Linked DNA regions of Homo sapiens: region 2 is linked to region 1. Evidence: read pairs that join two places in POLR2A ChIA-PET (ENCODE). Cell type or tissue: GM12878. All regions are shown on one strand. Each heading gives the region's core, and the rest is flanking DNA. Links, peaks and the distances in the headings are about the cores only.

The links. ChIA-PET counts read pairs that join two places held together with the same protein. Peaks named below come from ENCODE experiments on the same cell type or tissue, not always from the same donor. Only the 100,000 strongest peaks of a DNase experiment are listed, where the experiment ranks them.
Region 2: POLR2A ChIA-PET joins it to region 1 with 8 read pairs; 3 of 35 experiments call an interaction of 5 or more read pairs at or near these places.

Annotation. Positions count from the first base shown.
Region 1 is chr6:80,205,265-80,216,262 of GRCh38, forward strand. The region is part of intron 8 of BCKDHB (branched chain keto acid dehydrogenase E1 subunit beta); the gene reads left to right. Among named protein-coding and RNA genes, the nearest start is that of BCKDHB, 100 kb to the left of the region's middle. RefSeq lists a silencer at 6,828-7,022. In GM12878, for the core only: no CTCF peak of the experiment used is centred there; a DNase peak (open chromatin) is centred at 5,569.
Region 2 is chr6:80,093,181-80,104,178 of GRCh38, forward strand. No RefSeq gene overlaps it. Among named protein-coding and RNA genes, the nearest start is that of BCKDHB, 8.0 kb to the right of the region's middle. In GM12878, for the core only: no CTCF peak of the experiment used is centred there; no DNase peak of the experiment used is centred there.

The DNA of each region.
Region 1 (10,998 bases), core at 3,203-7,202:
TTCATCTTGATGAATTCTATAGTAACCAAAATTTATATTATAATCTCTTTTAATTAGCTGTGTTTTATCAGTTGTTTTTGTCTTATGACTCATTAGATCGCTGAGTTTTATTCGTTGTGTGTCAACTAAACCCCAATATATATCTTTTGGAACGCCTGATCAAGAAAAGAAAGCATATTAAAGGCAAAAACGATTCGTTGAACACACATTATCATACTCTATACACTAAAATGCCTCTGGGACACTTGAGGAATTCATACTTCTTGCTTAATCCTTGATACATGGTTTGGAAGTTATAAACCAAAATAAATATTTGCTCGGGGATAGAGAAAGGAGCAGAGTCTTTGACTGTTGCTCAAGGGAGTTAAAAAATTAGAGACTTAAATGGTCCTAGAAACCACAGCTAGTTTTTCCACTCAATTCTGAACTTGATATTAAAAAGCTAAGCTGGAGACTTCTGAAAAGCACAGTAGAAAATTCTTGAGTTTTGAAGTGCTTAAGAGACAGAGACCTACCCTGTGCCATGGGTGTGTGTGTGTGTGTGTGTGTGTGTGTGTGTGTGTGTGTGTGTAGGTGGATTGGCTTAAGAGAATCAGCTGTGTGAGTTCAAAGCCCTGAAATGAGTGGCATGTTGACACCGATGACCTATAGCTGCTTTTTAGTTGGCTACACTTGCTATTTGGTCTCAACCAGGTGTGTAGAATCCAGGTATATAGAACTCATATTTTGTGGGGCTGTAGTGACAAAATTGAAATTTTGAGGGGATTTAAACACATACTTGACCTTTTATTTGCCAAATTCTAAAGGTGTGAATGGTGAAAGGTAAGTAGAAAATATCTGGAAAGTGAAGCTATCACTTGGTAATGAAGTGACAAAGACCCATCATACTCTCAATTGAAAGCCATGGAGAGTTAGGTCTTACAATTAGAGGCAAACCAGATGTAGACCAGGTCATCTCAAACCCACAATACAGCCTCTACCCCTTTGAATTTTTTATTGAATTATGTACTTTTACTCTATCTGCGCAGCAGAGCCAAGGAGTCAATCCTCTCATTATCTGGAACTTCTATAAACCAGCATTCAATAAAAAACTAAGTAGATGAAGAGACAGGAGTATTTGATCAATAACAAAGGGGAAAGAAACAATAAAAAGCAGAAGCACAGCTGATCCAGATATTGGAGTTAGCAGACAAGAACATCTTGATTGTTATGCTTAGGAACATAGAGAAAATAAGGAACAAAAGAGGTAAGAGGGTGGAGAATTACCCTAGAAAGTTTGTGTGTGTGTGTGTGTGTGTGTGTGTACATGTATGTATATGGATCAAGTAAACTTTGTGGAGCCATCAGAGAAATATATATCTGACAATAAGAACTCAATGAATAGGCTTATAACATATCGGACTCAGTAGATGATAGCAATAATGAACTGGAAGGCTAGTTAATAGAAAATGTCCAAATTGAAGCACAAGTCAGAAAAGAGGATAAAACACATTTGGGATCTGGTCAAAAGATCTGTCTTATATACAATTTGAATTCCAGAAAAAGAAGAGAGAGAAAATCTCTAACAGTATCTAAAAAAAAATTCTCATGAAGATTTCAGAACATCATTACACAAGCTTTGTTAACTTTTAAGATTATATTCAAAGAAAACCACACCTGTATGCACAATGGCATAACATCTTAAATTGCTGACTGTGCTAGCCTACAATTCTATATTCAGTGAAAATATCTTTTAAAAATTAAGATGAAATAAAAATAGTTTAGGCAAACAGATATTGAGAGAATTTATCACTAGCAGGCTCTCACTAAAAGAAGGTACTGCAAGGGAGCTCCCTTTGGCAGAAGGAAAATGATTCTAAAAGAAAATATGGAGGAGAGCATACACTATAGCTTAGTATTGATTATCCGAAACAGTAGTCATAATTTTCTGTGAAAGTTTAAGTTTAGTGAAGTTTAAGTTAAATATATGGAATTGAAATGTAAGACAATAAAAACACAAAAGCTAGGGGGTCTTACATGGAGTTAAAATATTCTGTTGTTCTAGGATTATTATGAAGTGTAATGTTCTGGTTAGGTTATAATCAAGGATACAAGTTATAATCTCCAGTGTAACAACTGAAATAACAGGGAATGAATGCATATCTAGCAAGTTAATAAGAGAACTATAAATTAATAAAAATATTTGGTTAATCCAAAATAAATAAGTATGAAAAATGGATGGGTCAATAGATAACAGATGATAAGATGATATAAACCCAAATATAGAAGTAATTAAATTAAATACAAAAAGATTAAATAAACCTAGTAAAAGTCTAAGATCCTCAGACTTCATGAAAAACAACTACCACCACCATGTGTAGCTTAAAAAAGGCATACTTTAAATATAAGGACATCAAAATGTTGAAAATGAAAGGATGGAAAAAGAAAGCTGGTGTAGATACACTAATTTCAAATAAAGCATTAAGGCAAAAAGGACTACTAGAAGTGAAAAGGAGCATTTCATTATGCCAAAGGGACCAGTCCACCTTAAATATATCATAATCCTAAGTCTATTTCATCCTTAATAACATAGTTTGAAAATAAATAAAGCCATAAACTAAACAAAGAAAACACAGAACTCAGAAGAGGTATGAACATATTCACAGTTACAGCAGGAGACTTTAAGACATCCCTCTTAAATCTTGCTTAATCAAGCAGACAAAATCTCGTGAAGTGTATAGAAGATCTGAACAAAGCAATTTGTAAAGTTGTCCTAATTGTGCACCAAACTATCAATAGAATATGTAGCATTTGTCAAAATTGGCCAAATGCTGGGGCATAAATATAACCTTAAAAAATTCCAAAAGCTTGGAGTCATTGAGATTATGTTCTCTAACAATAGTGGAATTCAGTTAGAAATCAAGTGAAAGAAAAGGACAACTAGAAAAGCCTCGACTTCCTACAAATTAAGTACCTTACTCTAAATAACCGTGGATTACAGAAGAAACTCAAAAATTAGAAAAGAAACTGGACTGAATGTTAATGAAGATAGAATATATCAAAAGTTTCAAGAACCAGCTTAAGCCATGCTCAGAGGAAACTTTATAGCTGTAAATATATAAATTTAGGAAATAGGAATAAGAATTAAAAAAATTAATGATCTGAATTTCCATCTCCAGAAAGAAAATCAAACCTAGAGAAAGTAGAAGAAATGAAGTAATTAAGAGCAGAAATTACTGAAATTGAATCTGTAGAGAAATTTAATAAAGTAAAATTTAGATCTTTGAAGAGATTAATGTAATTGATAAACTTTTAACTAATGGAAAAAATAGGGTAGAAACAAAGGACAAATATTTGTTTGTATGATGAAGAGCCCACAGACAATGGTAAGACAAAGAGGATGTTATGAATAATTTTACAAATAAGTTTTGAGTAAAGTTGACAATTTTCTGGAAAAATATAAGTCATTCAACATTGATACAAGAGGAATTAGAAAATCTGAATAGTCATGATCTATTAAAAAATTAAATTTAATGTTATTAACTCTCATACAGAGAAAACCCCAGGCCTAAATGGCTTTATTGGTGAATTCTCTAAAATGTAGTCCTTATGCAAACCCTTACGGAGAGTGGAATCAAAGAGAAAACTTTCAAATTCTTTTTATAAGGCCAGCATAATCTTAATATCAAACGTATTTAGGACAGTATAAGAAAGGAAAATTATAGACAGCTTTTAAAATAAATGTAGAGCACATAATGTTCATAAATATTCACAAAGCAGTTGATACAATTCCTCATGTTAACAGAAAACAGGAAGAAAAACCTGACTACCTTGGTAGTGCAAGAGAAGTATTTATTAAAATTCAATATTTATTCATGATTAAAATTTCATAGCAACCTAGAAATGGAAGATAATTATCTTACTCTGGTGAAGATTAGTTGCAAAATGCCTGCAGCAAAAATTATAATTCCTAGTGAAATTTTGACAGCTTTCCTCTTGATATTAGGACTGTCTAGGGAAAAATTTCGTGATACGTATGTCAGAACTTTACACAGAAAATCACAGAATATTATTTAGGAAAATTAAAGGCCCATAAACTGAAGCATATAGCATGTTAGTGGATTGTAAGGCCAAGAAGAGCCAGAGCAATCTTGAAGAAGAACAAAACTGGAGGACTTAATTATCAAATGTTGAGATGTGTTATTAGTGCTGTAGTAATTATAACATTATATAGGTATAAAAATACACAAATAGACCAATGGAATAAAATAAGAGTCTAGAAACAGACCTGCTGGTTATCTGATTCAGGACAAAGGTGACTTTGCAATTTTGAGAGGAAGAGGTAGTTTTCTCAATAGAGGATGTTGATTCATTTGGGTACTATGAAAAATAATTATATTAACTCTTACCACACAAGCATCAGTTACAGCTGAGTTGCAGATCTAATTGTGAAAGGAAAAAATAATGCTCTTGGGAGAAAGCATAGGTGAATATGTTCATGTGATCTTGTGCACTAATAAAACACTAACGTTAAAAAAGGGCTGATAACATTGTGCTTCATTACATTTAAGAAAATTTATTCATCAAAAGGGTGCCAATAAGAGAGTAAACAGGTAATTACAGATTTGGAGAAACTCAAGGAAACTTATATCTGGAAATATAAAGTACTTACACAATCAAAAAGAAAAGACCAATATCCAATAGAAATATGGGTAACAGTCTTGAAAAGGTACACTAAGTGTTGGCAATAATGTGGAGCAATTCAACTCTCATAGACTATTGTTGGTAACATAAATTTGTACAACCATTTTGGAAAATTGTTTGGCAGTATCTACCTGAACCCTATAACCTAGCAATTCCAATCCTGTATGTGTATATGTGAAGAAATATACAAAAAAAAAAAAAAAAAAACCAGAAGCGTTCATAGGAACATTACTTCTAGTAGCCCCACACTGTAAACTGCCGAAGTACTCATCAACTAGAGAATGGATCAATAATAAGTATAATATTGTTCAGCGATGAGAATAAATGAACTAAAAATGTAATGGAATAATGTATATTCATCTCATAAACACAAAGAAGCCAGACTCAAGTAAGTACATACTGAATGATTTATTTTATATAGAGGTAAAAAATAGACAAAACTAATTGATGATGTTAGAAGTCAGGCTAGTGATTATCATGAGAGTGGTTAATAATTGGAAGAGTGTGTAAGGGCTATGAGTTGCTGGTAACAGTTTCTTGTTCTGAGTGCTGATTATTCAGGTTAAATTTTTGAAAACTGAGCCGAACACTCATTTGGTGCACCTTTTTTGTATATATGTTAAACTTGAACAAAATTTTTAAAAAAGAAATAAAAAGAAGCACTATCTTCTGTTTAATTCATTTCCTTTACTTCACATTGTAGTGAGCCCTTTTATGGACTCAGGGAGAGAGAGCCTTGGTGTCCTTAGCCAGGAAGATTTTCCTTTTATCATGCAGCTCTGTCCACACCCTTCGTTCAGTTTCTCCCTGCAACTCAGCTCAGCTGTCATGCTGATGTGAAACAGGAGCTCATAAGTAGGGCTGTTCTCTCTCAAGCCTTCCCAGGAGTAAGAACAGTGGTTAGGGTTATGGGCTTTAATGGACTTTCCTGCTGACATGCAGACCACATTCAAAATGAGTTAAAAAGTGAGCTGCCGTGTTAACAAAACAGTGGCCAGGCCGAATAGCTGTTGAGGTGCTGTCAAGCTTGAAAGGAAGATTTTTCTTAAATAAGGAGAAATTCAGAGAAGGTGCCTTCAAAAATAAGAACTTGATTTTGGCAGGAGAATAAACAAAAGGCTTTGAAAGAAACTCAGATTCTCAAGCATCGTTGTCATTTAATCTAGAATCAACTACATAACAACACTGCAAAAAAAGAACTGAAGCACAATCATTTACAAGGTCTAGGTGATTTTCACATATCTATAGAGAAGAAAAAACTGACACTTATAATTCTGACATGTTTAAACTTTACCTGAAGATTAAATTATGCTAATTATTAAAATGTATAAGAATTTGCCTTTATACCGTACAGTCTTTTTAATTTATCTTTTTCTGGTGTGTCCTGCCTCCCAGATTAAATTCCAAAGCATATCCTGCTGGCTTTGCCTACATAATATGTCCAAAATCTGACCACTGCTTGATCCTGCTGCAGACTACTAGCATTTCTCTCCTGGGTTTTGGCCATAGCCACCTAACAACTGTCTTGCGCTTCTGACCTTTCCTTGCCATAGGCAGAGTTGATACTTTTAATCTGAGTCATATCATGTTCCTTCTAGTTTCAAAAAGCCTCAGTGATTTCCCATTGAGAGAGAAGTCAAATTCCTTACCATGGCCTACAAGAATTTACCTGATTTCATCGCTTTCCACCTCCTACCACCCATCCACCCTTTAGAAAATGTTCTTTCTCCAGCAAGCCCCTTCATTCACTCTGTTATTCTATCAGGGGAACCTGCCCCCAACATTTCAACATAGATTCTTTCTATTTTCCATAAGTGTTGGCTGGCTGAGAAATAAAGAGAAAGAGTACAAAGAGAGGACTTTTACAGCTGGGCCACCGGGGGTGACATCACATATCAGTAGGACTGTGATGCCCACCTGAGCCTCAAATCAGCAAGTTTTTTATTTATTAAGGGCTTCAAAAGGGGAGGGGGTGTAAAACAGGGAGTAGATACAAAGATCACATGCTTCAAAAGGCAAAAAGCAGAACTACTAATAAGGGTCTAACAAAGAGCACATGCTTCTGAGGGAACAGGACAAAGGGAAAAAGCAGAACCACTGACAAGGGTCCAACAAAGATCACAAGGCAAAGGGCAAAAGCAGAACTACTGATAAGGGTCTATGTTCAGCAGTGCACCTGTTGTCTTGATAAGCATCTTAAACAACAGAAAACGGGGTTCAAGAGCAGAGAACCGGTCTGACCACAAATTTACCAGGGCGGAGTTTTTCCCCACCCTGATAAGCCTGAGGGTACTGCAGGAGACCAGGGCGTATCTCAGTCCTTATCTCAACTGCATAAGACAGACATTCCCAGAGTGGCTGTTTTAGACCTTCCCCCAGGAATGCATTCCTTTCCCAGGGTATTAATATTAATATTCCTTAAAAGAATTTAGCGATATCTCTCCTACTTGCATGTCCATTTATAGGCTCTCTGCAAGAAGAAAAATGTGGCTCTTTTTGCCCGACCCCGCAGGTGGTCAGACCTTATGGTTGTCTTCCCTTGTTCCCTAAAAATCACTGTTATTCTGTTCCTTTTCAGGTGCCCTGATTTCATATTGTTCAAACACACATGTTTTACAATCAATTTATACAGTTAACATAATTATCAGAGTGGTCCTGAGGTGACATATATCCTCAGTTTACGAAGATAACAGGATTAAGAGATTAAAGTAAAGACAGGTGTAAGAAATTATAAAAGTATTATTTGGGAACTGATAAATGTCCATGAAATCTTCACAATTTATGTTCCTGTGCCACAGCTCCAGCTGGCCCCTCCATTCGGGTTCCCTGACTTCCTGCAACATCATTCTGTTAGGCACTACTCAAATACCATTAAGGCCTTCCTTGACCAGCTTATGTGATACTGAATCCTATCAAGACTTCCTTTCACCTTTTCCTTCTTTCCTCTTCTCTGTAGTGATTAGCATGAGCTAAAATGTTACGTACTCTTGTTATTTACATTGTTGATCTTTCTTCCAAGTTCTGTGACAGCAGAAATTTTTGTCTTTTGGTTCAAAAATTCCCAGTACCTGCAACAATGACTGTGATAGGATTGGTGCTCAATAAATACTTGCTGAAAAGTAATAAATATTAGCAAGAGAAAGTTTAACAATGCTATGAAAACTGTTGTAATATTAAAATGTTTTCAATTTGGTGCTTCTTCTTGGTGCTCATAAAAAAGTTTAAAAAGTAACTTTAGAACAGTATTCTATGAATAAATACATTAGTTTATTCTAAATTGAAATATTTATTTAAAAGTTTTAAGTTTTGCTTTGACCTTGCATTTGACTTTTCTTAATGGTTGTCTATGTTTCATAATGGCATATAGAAATTATTTATTTGAATTCTTATTAGAATAGGAACAATTTATCTACTTTGAAAGGCAAAGTGAAATTGACTGTACAGTAAACTTCAGTTATTCTTAATTTCTAAGACATGAGTTTTATGGATAATTACATTTTCTGAATAGATGGGAGTTACTATTTGTATAGCAGCTTTTAAAACTGGGTCTGTCCTGAATTTCGTAGCCATCACAGCCACTGTGCACTGCTTTAGATGAGGGTTCTTCTCTGTTCAAATACACCCTGTTACAAGATACTGTCTCCCAGTCTTCCCTCCCCCTCACTCTCTGCCCAAAGCAATCTCCTACCTTTTTGAAGTTCTTGGGAAGTGTTTTTTTTTGTTTTTTTTTTTTTAATTTTAACAAAATTAGAAAATGATAGAGAAAATATCTTCATTTCTGTTCCCTCCATTTTTCTCTCCAGCTCTTTTTCCTGCTTTCCCTTTCTTTTCTCTTTTAAACATAGGTTATGTAGTAGAAGATGAAGACATACTCATAGAAATGAATAGTTGTTCTTTGGGTACATATTGGGCATCTCTAGTCTCAAGATATTTTAGGGGTAGTCTATCATAGGAGCAGGATAAGGCCTTAGGGGAAAGGAGCTAGAAGTAATTCAGCTGTGGCATGAGGGAGTGACAGTAGCTGGGAGGGAGGGCTCAGTGTTCTTAGATTTAGCATTCTTTCCTCCCATCCTTTCACCCCAATTATTTCCATTCTTGCTATAGAAGACTTCACTGGGGGAACTGGATAATAGCAGGACAGGCACTAAGGCTGGCAGAGTTAGTGGGAATGGAGACGATCAGGGAGCAGAGGTCTTCAGCAAAAAAGGAAAGGGAAATTGTAGAGCTGGAATGGGGAAGGAGTCAAACCTTAGTAATTGGATGAAGGACCAAGTTTGTTTACTCTTTGCATTTGCACCTGGGTGTTAATCACCAAGTATTTGTGAATGGTGCAGAAGATGTTCTGAAGACCCATAGATTAAATTGGAAATTTAATTCTGATTTGTTAGACTGAATAGCTTTAAACTGGTTTTATGGAGAAGTTGAAGAATTTGTCTATAGAGAATCTCTAATATTTAAGTATTGCCAGTTAAAATATACATTTTAAAAATTGGTTACTTGAACTTAAGTGAATAATTCCGTGACTGAATACTAGCTATTTTGTTTGAGGCTGTGTCTGTTTGAGGGGAGCAGAGGGGGACAGAAAGTGAGTTAATGAAATCAAGAACATTCTCAAACAGTTGAGGGGTTGGGATGGAAAGGGAGCTAGTAACTACCTATAACCACTAGAGGCCTCTCTTAGGCCAAGTTTCATGGTTAATACCACTAGGTTTCCACAGCGGGGCCTGGCTCTGCCATTGTAAATTAAACATATGTTATAATTCTGAATAAATAGTATGACAGTAGTTTTATTCTAGGGCATTATTATAATGTAACCTAAATGGTTTAGCTTATATATCAGAATAACTGATGATCTCGTGAATTGAAAACAACAAATTAGAATTATTTTCTCTCTTCTTTTTCTCTAAACCTTTAGTTAAAAATGTAATCAAAGACTATTGCTAGGTAAAATTATATGTCTTCTTGACCGTACAAGGATATATGGGTTTAAAATTATTCTTGTTACATGTTGTGTTTAATTGTTGAGAGTAGTTTATATTTCTGAGGGTAGACTATAATAAAGTCATTTTAAGTCATATGTTAAAAATTATGTGTATTTCTTTCATGCTTATAATAAGCCTCTAATATAAAAAAAAACTAAGAAATGATTCAAAGATCTGTTAGACTTAAATGCTTTTCCTTAGGCATAGGGAAAAATGGTCTCATTTTGTGTGAGTTTGGAATTATTTTGGATATGGTTTGACCTTGCAGAGAAAACAGGTAGGGCGGTGCCCTCCTCTCAGATGAGAATAGTTTGTTTCTCTGTTCCAAAACAGGATGGCTGACAATTTGAAAGTTGGTCCCTCCTGCCAAGTCATTCTTCCTGTAGGATTTTCTTTGTCATGATCACAACTAGTTAGTTGTTGTACTAATTGGAACAAGTTCTAGGCTGTTGGATGCTATATTGGGATGTGGCTACTACATTGATTGTCCTGCCTGACAGCCCTTGGCCACTTCCTTTAAGTCCCATGAGGGCAGGGAATTTTGTGTATTATGTTCATTGCTATATCTGCAAGAGTCCTGAAGAGTTTAGAATATAGTAGATGCTCAGTAAATATTTGTTGAACCATCTGAAAAATAACGTGGCATTTGGTTTTTCAGTGAAAGAAATTAAAGAACTGGTAAATCCTCTAGGAAGAAAATACACTGAGATTATCAGTCATGCCATGGGGTCTATTTTTATTATGATTTACATTTTAGGTACATTTTAAAGAAGATTAAAATAATAACTATGGGTTCTGACCTAATGTTATATATATATACTTTTTGTTTTTTTGAGACGGAGTCTCGCCGTGCCACCAGTCTGGAGTGCAGTGGCACGATCTCCACACTGCAATCTCCGCCTCTGGGGTTCAAGCCATTCTCCTGCCTCAGCCTCCTGAGTAGCTGGAACTACAGGCGTGCACCACCATGCCCGTCTAATTTTTTGTATTTTAGTACAGACAGGGTTTCACCATGTTGGCCAGGATGGTCTTGATCTCCTGACCTCGTGATCCGCCTACCTCGGCCTCCCAAAGTGCTGGGATTACAGACGTGAGCCACCGTGCCCGGCCAATGTATCTTACATAATAGGACTTAGTTCCTGGTAAATGGTAAATTAAAAAAGTTAAAACTACATATGTTATGCATGTTTCCTTTTGTATTCAAACAGTTCTTCTAATTAGACATCAGTGTCATTATTTTATAGGGAAGAAAACTGAGGTTTGGGGAAGGTGGAGCAGCTTACAGCCAGTGGGGGACAGCACTGGCTTCAACCCAGGTTGCTGGATAATAAAA
Region 2 (10,998 bases), core at 5,513-9,512, 110 kb before region 1:
ATTGGTGATGACTTGAGTCACAAAGATGGTCACATAATCATCTGAACAGGAAGGAAAATCCTGCTATAGTGTCAGTGGAATTGTGTAAGTGTAATTGTGTCAGTGGAATTGAGTTTGGGTGAGCCAGTCCAGAAACTATTCTACATAACTTTTTTACCTTGGAGATGAAGACTTTTGAGGGAAGGATTTGTGTCTGGTTTGTATTAGTCTTCACATAGTATTCAACACATTTCTGTTGAATGAAAAAGAGAGTAAATATATGCTACTTTGATCTGGGAAAACAAGCACATTAGTACTCTGAAGCCAATTCCAAGATGGGTTGGGAGGGAGTGACTTTGATTAAATGACTTATCCCCACATGTGCTCTGTTCTTTTTTTGTAAATGGAAACTTGTGATGCCTGTCTACTATATATTTTACTTTTTTAAAAAAACCATAAGGTATGTTAAGCCTCTTGGCTATGTGTATTTCATAAACATTTTGCATTATTAATAAGCTTTTACTTACAATTCAGTTATGTCTGCTAAATTCAATACTGTAAATCCACATCCAAGTTTATAAAGAATAATAAATTTGATGATTGCTTCTTGCATTTTGCTTGAAAAGGGTTATTCTAGCTATTTCCTTAATCATACTTCTTTAGAGAAATTAAGGACCATGGGAGACCAGGTAACATAATTTTCAAAGAAATTTCTGTCAAGTCTTGTTTCGAACCCCATTTTCTGCCCTGAGCTTCAGCTTTCTTATCCGTAAACTGGAGTTAATACCTGCCTCTTAGGAGAGTGAAGATAAAATAAAATAATGTATGCAATGTGTGGGGCTTGGCCTGTTATTATTTGGCAGATGCAAAGGCAGATACACTGAAAGGCTGAAATGGAATTGCTATTGGAAAGTGAACTAATCAAAAGGCACCTTGAAATCTGTACATTGATTTAGAAAATTTAAATTGCAACTTTTCTTAAATATGTAGTATGCAAATCATTGTACAATTGTATTCTGAAGAATAGTAGCAAGTGGTAATAATTTTTATTATCTCATGCCACCTGGTGTCTTGACCAAGTTACTACAATCCGTAATTGTGACTTTTTTGGGCGGGTGGTGGGGTTTGTTTTCTTCTGTTTTCCAGAGAGATAAGGCATCTTCCATAATTATGAATTCTTAATAAAAACAATCCTAGTTAATATTACTAGACTTTTCTTCTGGAACTGGCACATATACATCTTTTACATGTGTTTACACATGTAAATTAATTCAACAAATACTTATTGAGCGATTGGTATGTACAAGTAACTTGTATGTATCATGTGATTTTGTCATCATGACATCCTTCTAGGTAGTTTTAATGTTCTCTCCATGAGACTTGACGGGTTAAATGATACACTCAAGGTCATTCAGCTAGAAACAGAGCTGGTATCTAAACCAATTACTTATCTCACTGTGTCTATTATAGCATATAACAGTTAATTTACACTAACTTATTTGTACAGCCAGTTTTCTTTTACAAGATGATCCTTTGAATATAGCAACCCTATGAAGAATCTTTAATAGAGTTGCTTTCTTTGGGGCTGAATGTTTATTCCATTTTAATTTCTCTTTTAAGTTTTATCTTTTTGTTATATCTTTTAGTTATATCTCTTTGAAAGACTTTTTAGTGGTTGCTGTAGGAATTGTAAGGAATTATTGCTCTAGGGGTCTCATTCTTAACGTATCACTTCTACTTAGATTTAATATCATATTACTTCATGCAAACTGTAAGAACCTTGGAGAGTATAATTCCATTTATACTCCACCCTTTATCCTATTATTGTCTTATATTTTACATGTAAATACATTACAAACCCCACAACACAGTGTTATAATTTTTACTTCATTTATTTTATTTTTTTATTTTTGTTTAAAGATGGGGTCTTGCTATGTTGCCCAGGCTGGTCTTGAACTCCTGGGCTTAAGCAAACCTTCCACCTCAGTCTCCCAAAGCACTAGGATCATAAGAGTGAACCACCACATCCACCTATAGTTTTTACTTTAAATACTCATTTGTCTTTTAATGGAATTAAGACATGAAAAAAGATGATACCTTTTATATTTCCTCACCTACTTATGGCTTTTGATCCTTTTCACTCCTTTCATCTAAAAATCATTTCCTTTCTTTCATTTCTGGTCTGGTAATTTGATTCTTCTCTTTTTCTCTTGGTCAATCTAGCTTAAAGTTTGTCGATTTTTTTTGATGTTTTCAAAAAACCTAGCTCTTGTTTCCTTCCTTCTGATTGCTTTAGACTTAGTTTATTCTTTTTTCCCCCCGGTGTCTTAGGCCAGGAATTTGGGTTATTGGTTTGAGATCTTACTTCTTTTTAAATCAGGCATTTACAGTTGTAAATTTTCCTCTAAGCACTACTTTAGTTACATATGTTTTAATATGTTGTATCTTCATTTTTATCCATCTGTAAGTATTTTCTAATTTCTTGTATCAGTCTGTTGTCACACTCTTATGAAGAAATACCTGAGACTGGGTAATTCATAAAGAAAAGAGGTTTAATTGGCTCACAGTTCTGCGGGCTGTACAGGAAGCATGGCCGGGGAGGCCTCAAGAAACTTGCAATCATGGCAGAAGGTGAAGGGAAGCCAGCACATCTTATGTGGCTAGAGCAGGAGGAAGAGAGATGGGGGGAGGTGCTACACACTTTTTAAACAACCAGATCTTGTGATAACTCACTGTCGTGAAAGAACAGCACCATGGGGGGAAATCTGCCCCCACAATCCAATCACCTCCCACCAGGCCCCACCTCCAATATTTGGGATTACAATTTGACAAGAGACTTGGGCTGGGACACAGACCCAAACCATATCATTTCCCTTTGATTTATTTTTTGACCCATTTGATTTGTAATTTAATTCTTTATTCCATTGTGGTCAGAGGACATACTTTGCATTATTTCTATTCTCTTTTTCCTTTTTGTTTTAGAGATGGGGTCTCACAATATTGCACAGGCTGGAGTGCAGTGGCTATTTACAGGTGTAATCATAGTGTACTACAGCCTGAAATCCTGGGCTCAAGTGATTCTCTTGTCTCAGCCTCTTGAGTAGCTAAGGCTATAGGTGGACACCACCATGCATAACTCTTTCTATTATTTTAAATGTATTGAGGTTTACTTTATGGCCTAACACATACTGTATCTTGGAGAAGGTTCTATATACACCTGAGAAAAACATATAGTCTGGTGTTTTTAGGTGGAGTGTTCTATAAATACCTGTTAGGTCTAGTTGGTTTACAGTGTGTTTAAGTCTTCCATTTCCTTGCTGATTTTCTGCCTCGTTGTTCTACCCACTATTAAAGTGAGTTATTGTAGTTCCAACCATTGTTGTAGAATTGTCCATTTCTCCCATCATTTCTGTCAGTTTTTGCTCCGTGTATGTTGGTACTCTGTTGTTAGGTGCATATATGTTTAAAATTGCTTATATTTTCCTTATGAATTGACCCTTTTGTCTTCATAAAAGTATCCTTCTTTATCTGTAGAAACCGTATTTTTGTTTTAAAGTCTATTTTTTTCTAATATTAGTATAGCCTCTCTACCTTTCTCATGGCTGGTGCTTGCAAGATATATCTTTCTATTCTTTTACGTTTAAGTATTTGAATCTAAAGTGTGTCTTCTGTAGACAGCATTTATTTGGATCTTGATTTTTCATCCAGTTTAACAATCTCTGCTTTTTATTGTCTATGTTCTTTTTTTACCTCTGTTAAAATGATTACTTTTTCCATTTACCTCTGTTAAAATGATTACTTTTTCCTTTTTCAGTCTGTTGATATGGTGAATTGCATTGCTTGATTTTCAAATGTTAAATCAACCTTACATTCCTATGAATTCTTATGTCCATTTGGCCTTGTTATACTGTTATTTTTATATATTGCTTTATTATATTTGCTTTTTTAAAGATTTTTGCATCTATCCTCATGAGGAATATTTGTAGTTTTCTTTTCTTATAGTGTCTTTATCTGATTTTAATATTAGGTTAATATTATCATAAAATGAGTTGGAAAATATTACCCTCTCTTCTATATATTGGAAGATTTTTTTATATAATTGGCATTATTTCTTACTTAAATGTTTGGTAGAATTCACCAACGAAGCAATCTGGGCTTGAAGTTTTGTTTGTTGGGACATTTTAAGGTATAAATTTAGCTTCTTTTGTAGATTTAGGACTATTCAGATGATCTTTCTGCTCCAAATAAAGCTTTCTCTAGACTCCCTCTACCTGTGTGAGCCAAATGTTGTCTGTTTATTTTTCATTTTCCCATAAATTTTTAGTTTGTAGATGTCTCTGTCCTAACTATGCTGTATATGTAAAATGTGTGTGTTTAATTTGCTCCCCTTTACTCTTTCTTTTTAAAAGAGAGGATATAAGAATATTCAACTTTACCACCATTTTCTACAGAAATTCCTAAGTATATTTAAGTAGTCTTCTAGTGGCAATTTTCCAGTCTATGTTGAAGAATTCAGAGGAAGTACTTTCATAGTGGGTTTTTTTCTTTTCTTTTTTTTAATGACTAGAGGGACCACATGGGTACTTCCTGGGCAGGATAACTATATAGTCATTAGGTCTTTTTTTGGCTTCCAAGCATCAATTCTCCCTTTGGTTGGTAGCAGTCCCTTGAGTTATGTCTGGGAAATCTTTTTTACTTTGTATATAGTCTTGGTCAGTAGGATACCCTACTGTTCCTTAGTCAAGGGATAGTAATGAACTAATCTAAGCTAGTCAGATTCTCTCTCCTAAAAACTGAATCTTGAGCAGAATCACATAAAGACATTGGAGCCAATTCATCCTATGAGTTTTAATATTCTCACACATTTCTAAATTAACTCCTGTTACCTGAATCTCTGGGGCCATCCTGGTTTCTGTTCTTTCTGAGGCTGCTTTTTTTCTTCAATTTTTGTGGGCCATCCTGTATTTTGAAAAGTAATCATAATTCTGTGTAAGTTAGCAAGAAGTGATTTCAGTAGTTGTGACCTAATAACCCTACTTAATAAAAGAGTGAGTGGGGAAAGGTGGTAGCTGTTCTTTTCTGGACAGAGAACACAGTGTATATAAAGGCTGTTTGTTGTTTATAGGGTTTGTGTGATATGTGGACTATTTGTATCAAAGACACTGGATGGGGGAAAGCTTATTAGAAATGCAGATAGTCTACCCTAGGCCTACTGAATAAGAATTTCTCAGCGTGGGGCCTAGAGAATCTAAAATTTGAACAAGTTTCTCAGGGATTACTCTGAGAAATAAATTTGAGAAACACAGCATAAGACCACACATTTTGAAATATGAAAAATACAGACTGGAAAACTTTAAACTGCTTAAACTCAGCTTAGTCAGTTTAATCTCTTTGATCCTGTTTTCTCATCTGTAAAGTGACTGTAGCAAGACCTTGTCATCAAGTTGTTTTAAGAGATTAAAATGTGCATAGAAAAGATTTTGGTGTTTCTTCAGTAGAGGAGAGTTGCATCAGTTTTAAGTGTTTAGATTCCAAAACCTAAGTGCAAGATAAAACTTGTGACTAGCTAAAATTACAGTTGACAACAGTTTAAATCCACAATAATAATGTGTAGCTACATTTATGCATCATGTTGTAGAAAAATGCACTTTTAGTAACTATATTACTGAGAATGTTTCCTGAAGAGTTAGGATATGTTAGAATAGCTGAACACCATGTAAAGTAGGTTTGTGATTAGAAGCCATGTTCTATTTTTAAAAGATAAAAATATACACTGTTAAATTGTTTCTCAGTCATGCTCCAGGTGAAACAAGTATGGAAGAAGGACAGGTGATTCTCCATGTAGTGTCATTCCAGTAACAGCTTATGGATGCTCTAGTTTCTGAAATGTTACTACCTGATGAGGCACAGGAAGAGAACTAGAGAAATGGCTACCAGGTGCTAAATTCTTCCACCCAAGAATGCCCGTCTGTACTTGTGGTCAAATTCATTGACTGGCAAATCAAGACACATTGCTATGCCTGATTTCAGGTGGCTAGGGAAGTTCAATCTACCTGAGTTCCTAAAAGCAGAGGGAATAGAAACATTTGTATCAACACTGTTTTCCACATGGGGTCTGGATATTAGCATGTTTGAAAGCTCCCTAGGTGATCCTAACGTGAAGTCAAGGCGGAGCACCACTGGTCCAGGGCTTACACTGTTTGAAAAAAAAAAGGAAAGAATCAATTGCTCTACTTAAAGTCTCATGTGAATTTGGGTAGGTTAAATGTGTGCATCATGTGACATAGGCTGACTTCTATTTTACCTGTGTTTAGGAGTGGCTTTACATGGTGAGGAAATCAAATTGTCAAGGGTCTTTGGTGGTGACCACTGCCTGTCTGCCCCTTTGCTCTTCTCTCTTTTTCCACACTGGTCACCACCTGGTGTTCCCAATAAAGTTTGTGATGGAGGTAAGGTAAGATATGGGTCTCAAATTTCTTTTGTCCCAATATTCACAATTATGTAAGCCATAGTTTTAATTAAGCTTTGAGAAACCTAGCAGTACTCATAAATTACCTGGGGAAGTTTTAAAAAATCACTACTGCCGGGCTGGTATGTATTTTTACAGATGAGTAGCTCTCTCTAAAACACTGTTATACATACAGGCAGATATTAACATTTGTAGCCGTTTTCTGAGCCATTGATTGTATCTAAATCCTTCCCCTGGGCTGAGCCCAAACTTCCAATAATGTCACTTTTTGATGCCCTTTCTTCAGTGACTGGCTTACACGGCTTCTGTCTACATAGCATGGTTCAAAGTGCTTGGAAGACTGATCACAGTGCATCTCAAGCCCCTGCAGGAGATAAGAAGCCAGAGAGAAGTTGCCAAGATGCCGAGGAAGGGGAAGAAGGAATAACTCACATGCTGGATGGGACAGCTGGCTTAGACCAGGGGTTGGCTTAAAATAATGTTGATTGAAACACTGTCTCTGGCACATGCAAGGCTCTCAGTACACACTAGTGAATAGTAGAATCAGAATTCTTAAAATTAGAAGTACGCTAAACCACCTGTAAATGAAGCATAAATCCTCCCAAGAGGCTCCCTCAATAGTGTTCATCCATTTCGTGCTTGACTATTTCAGTAATAGAGAATTCATTACTTCCCATGACAGTCTACTTAATAAGAAGCTCTTTATATTACACTAGAATTTGCTTCTTCCTGTTTCTTATTCTTCCCTCCGGAGCTAAATAGTAAATTTAACCCCTCTACAAGGGAGCCCATCAAACTTTGAGGGAGAGTTAATACATCACTTTTAAAATCTTATCTAGACCAAATATCTCTAGATTTTTAACCCTTCTCCAAATGACTTTAGGTCATATTTGAAGAAATCCACAAAACACTTTATAAAAACTCTTTAACCATGTAAACATCCTCCTAATAGTTTATCAAAAGCATCCATAGTTTATCAAAAGCATTCATCCAGTTAGCTTCTGTTCCTGCAACCAAGTCTCTGACTGTTATGCCCCTGTCCCCTGAAAGATATGTTGAGCTTGACACTCCCCTACCCCCAAACCCAGTACCTAACCCCTGGCCCTCAGAATTTAAGCTTATTTGGAAATAGGGTCATGGCAGATGTAATTGATTAAGTTAAGATGAGGTTAGATTGGAGCAGTGTGGGCTTCTAATCCAATATGACTGGTGTCCTTATAAAACGATAGCTGTGCAAAGATATGGAGACGGCATGTGGTAACAAACGCACATACTGGATTTATGCAACTGCAAGCCAAGGGATGACAAAGAATTCCAGAGAACCAACAAAAGGGAAAAGAAGAATTTTCCTACAGGTTTCAGAGGGCGCATGGTCCCACTGACACCTTGATCTTGGACTTGATCAGAATCGCAGACAATACGTTCCTGCAACCAGTTTGTGCTGCTTTGTGACAGCATCCCTAGGAAACAAATACATTGGCTTTGAGTATATTCTGGACTTTCTTTTGATTCCAACAGGATCATTCCACTTAGTAATTCAGTGAAGTAAGGAAAATCAGGGAGCTTTTCCATTATCCCGAGTCCTTAGTTGAAACCGATTTCATATGAACAGAGTCTGTGAACTAATACACTGGATGTTAAACATGCTGTAGGGGGAATGAATCTCTTCATCAACATATTTAGATGGGCAAATATAACTTTATTTTTCTGTAATTTAATTTTTAAATAATAGTGCTACTGATATATAATTTACATATCATGAAATTCATCCTTTTAATGTACAATTCACTGGTTTTTAGCATAGAGCAAAGTTGTGCAACCATCAACATTACTTAATTTTAGAACATTTTCATCACTCAAAAAATAAACTTTAGGCCGGGCGCGGTGGCTCACGCCTGTAATCCCAGCACTTTGGGAGGCGGAGGCGGGCGGATCACGAGGTCAGGAGATCGAGACCATCCCGGCTAAAACGGTGAAACCCCGTCTCTACTAAAAATACAAAAAATTAGCCGGGCGTAGTGGCGGGCGCCTGTAGTCCCAGCTACTTGGGAGGCTGAGGCAGGAGAATGGCGTGAACCCGGGAGGCGGAGCTTGCAGTGAGCCGAGATCCCGCCACTGCACTCCAGCCTGGGCGACAGAGCGAGACTCCGTCTCAAAATAAATAAATAAATAAATAAATAAATAAATAAATAAACAAACTTTATATCCATTAGCAGTCATTCCCTACCTCCTGTCTCTGTTGATTTGTCTATTCTGGACTTTTTATAAATGTAATTGTATAATATATAGTATTTTAAACTGGCTTCTTTCACTTAGCGTAATGTTTTCAAAGTTCATCCATGTAACACTACTTAATTACTCTTTATTGACAGATAATATTCTATTTACAGATATATCAGTTTTGTTTAACCATTCATCATTTCATGGGTATTTGGATTGTTTCCACTTTTTTGCTATTATGAATAGTGCAGCTACGAATATTTGTGTACTAGCTTTGGTGAATACACCTTTTCATTTTTCTTTGTTATATACTTAGGAGTGGAATTGCTGGGTCATAAGATAATTATGTTTAAAAAAACAAAAAAGGAAGAGAAATAGAAGAACAAAATTAAAAAGATAACTGTGTTTAACATTTTGCGGAACTGTTTTCCATAGCAGCTGCATCATTTTACAGTCCCACCAGTGATGCACAATGGTTCCAGTTGCTATACAGCCTCACCAACACATGTTATAGATTTCTTTTTATTTTAATCATCCTAGTGGATATGAAGTGGTATCTCATTGTGGTTTTGATTTGTATTTCTTTAATGACTATTGATGTTGAGAATCTTTTCTTATGTTCATTGGCCACTTGCATATCTTCTTTGGAGAAATGTCATTCAAATCCTTTGTCCATTTCTTTAAATAGGCTATGTTTTTTAGAGCAGTGTTAGGTTCACAAAAAATTTGAGAGGAGGGTACAGAGAATGTCCATATGCTTTCCCCAAATACAGAGCTTCCTTAATCATCAACATTTGCACTGCAGTGGCACATTTGTCACCATCAAGGAACCTACATTAACACACAGTTGTCAACCAAAGCCCATAGTTTACATTAGGGTTCACTCTTGGTGGTGTACGTTCTATGCATTTGGACGAATGTATAATGACATATTTATATGTCCACCATTATAATATCATACAGAATATTTTTCCTACCCTAAGAATCCTCTGTGATTTTCCATTTATCCCTTCCTGCTCCCAACCCTTGCAACCCCTCATCTCTTTTATTCTCTCCATAATTTTGCCTTTTCCAGAATGTCATATAGATGGATTCATATAGTATGTAGCCTTTTTAGATTGGCTTCTTTCACTTAGTCATATAAATTTAAACTTCTTCCATGTCTTCTGATGGTTAAATATTTTTTTTTCTTTTTTTTCTTTTTTTTGAGAGTCTCACTCTGTTGCCCAGGCTGGAGCACAGTTGCGTGATCTGGGCCCACTGCAACCTCTGCCTTCTGGGTTCAAGCGATTCTCCTGCCTCAGCCTCCTGAATAGCTGGGACTACAGGTGCACACCACCACGCCCAGCTAATTTTTGTATTTTTAGTAGAGACGGGGTTTCACCATGTTGACCAGGCTAGTCTCAAATTCCTGACCTCAGGTGATCCGCCCGCCTCGGCCTCCCAAAGTGCTGGGATTACAGGCATGAGCCACCACACCCAGCTTAATATTTCTTTTTAGTGCTGAATAATATTCCATTAAGTTTATTTGGTTGCTTCCAAGTTTGGGCAATTATGAATAAAGCTGCTGTAAATATTCTGCACAGGTTTTAATGTGGACATACATTTTTAGCTTATTTGGGCAAATACCAAGCAGCACTACTGCTGGATTTCATGGTGAGAATATGTTAGTTTTATAAAAAACTAAACTGTGTTGCAAAGTGGCTATACCATTTTGCATTGCCACAATCAATGAATGAGAATTCTTTGCCCATTTTCTAATTGGGTAATTTTTCTTTTCTATTGTTGCGTTTAAGACTTTCAATCAGTATATTCTAGACACAAGTCCTTATCATTCTGATTGCTGGGTCTCCTCAAGTTCCCTGGATCTTGTTGCCATAGCTGCATCTCTCTTGGCCACATGGGAGAAGCATCCTGCTGTTTCAAATGCCATGACATGCTGGGTAGCCTGAGGATTTAGTGATACTTTTCTAGGTTCATCTACAAAGGAGGATACCTACAGGTCTTTCTAATCTATAGCTGTACCTCCATGGAAGGTGAGACAAACCATCTCTTATACTGGTATGTGATTTACAATCTTTTCTTTTAGCCCTAAGCTTTGTTTCCTAACTCATTCAGGTTTTTGAGGTTTAATACTCAGAAACCAGTCTGTAGAATTCAAACTTTTCTCTCAAATTATTGTCTCTGCTATCAAGTTTAAAATCTATTTTAAAATTCAAAAGCAATAATTTGATTTCTTTTTTTTCTGCCTCCATGATACCTCTGTTTGAGTTTGAAAGGAGGCAGATGCCAGGATGTAATACTGCAAAACTATCATCTTGCTATATAAA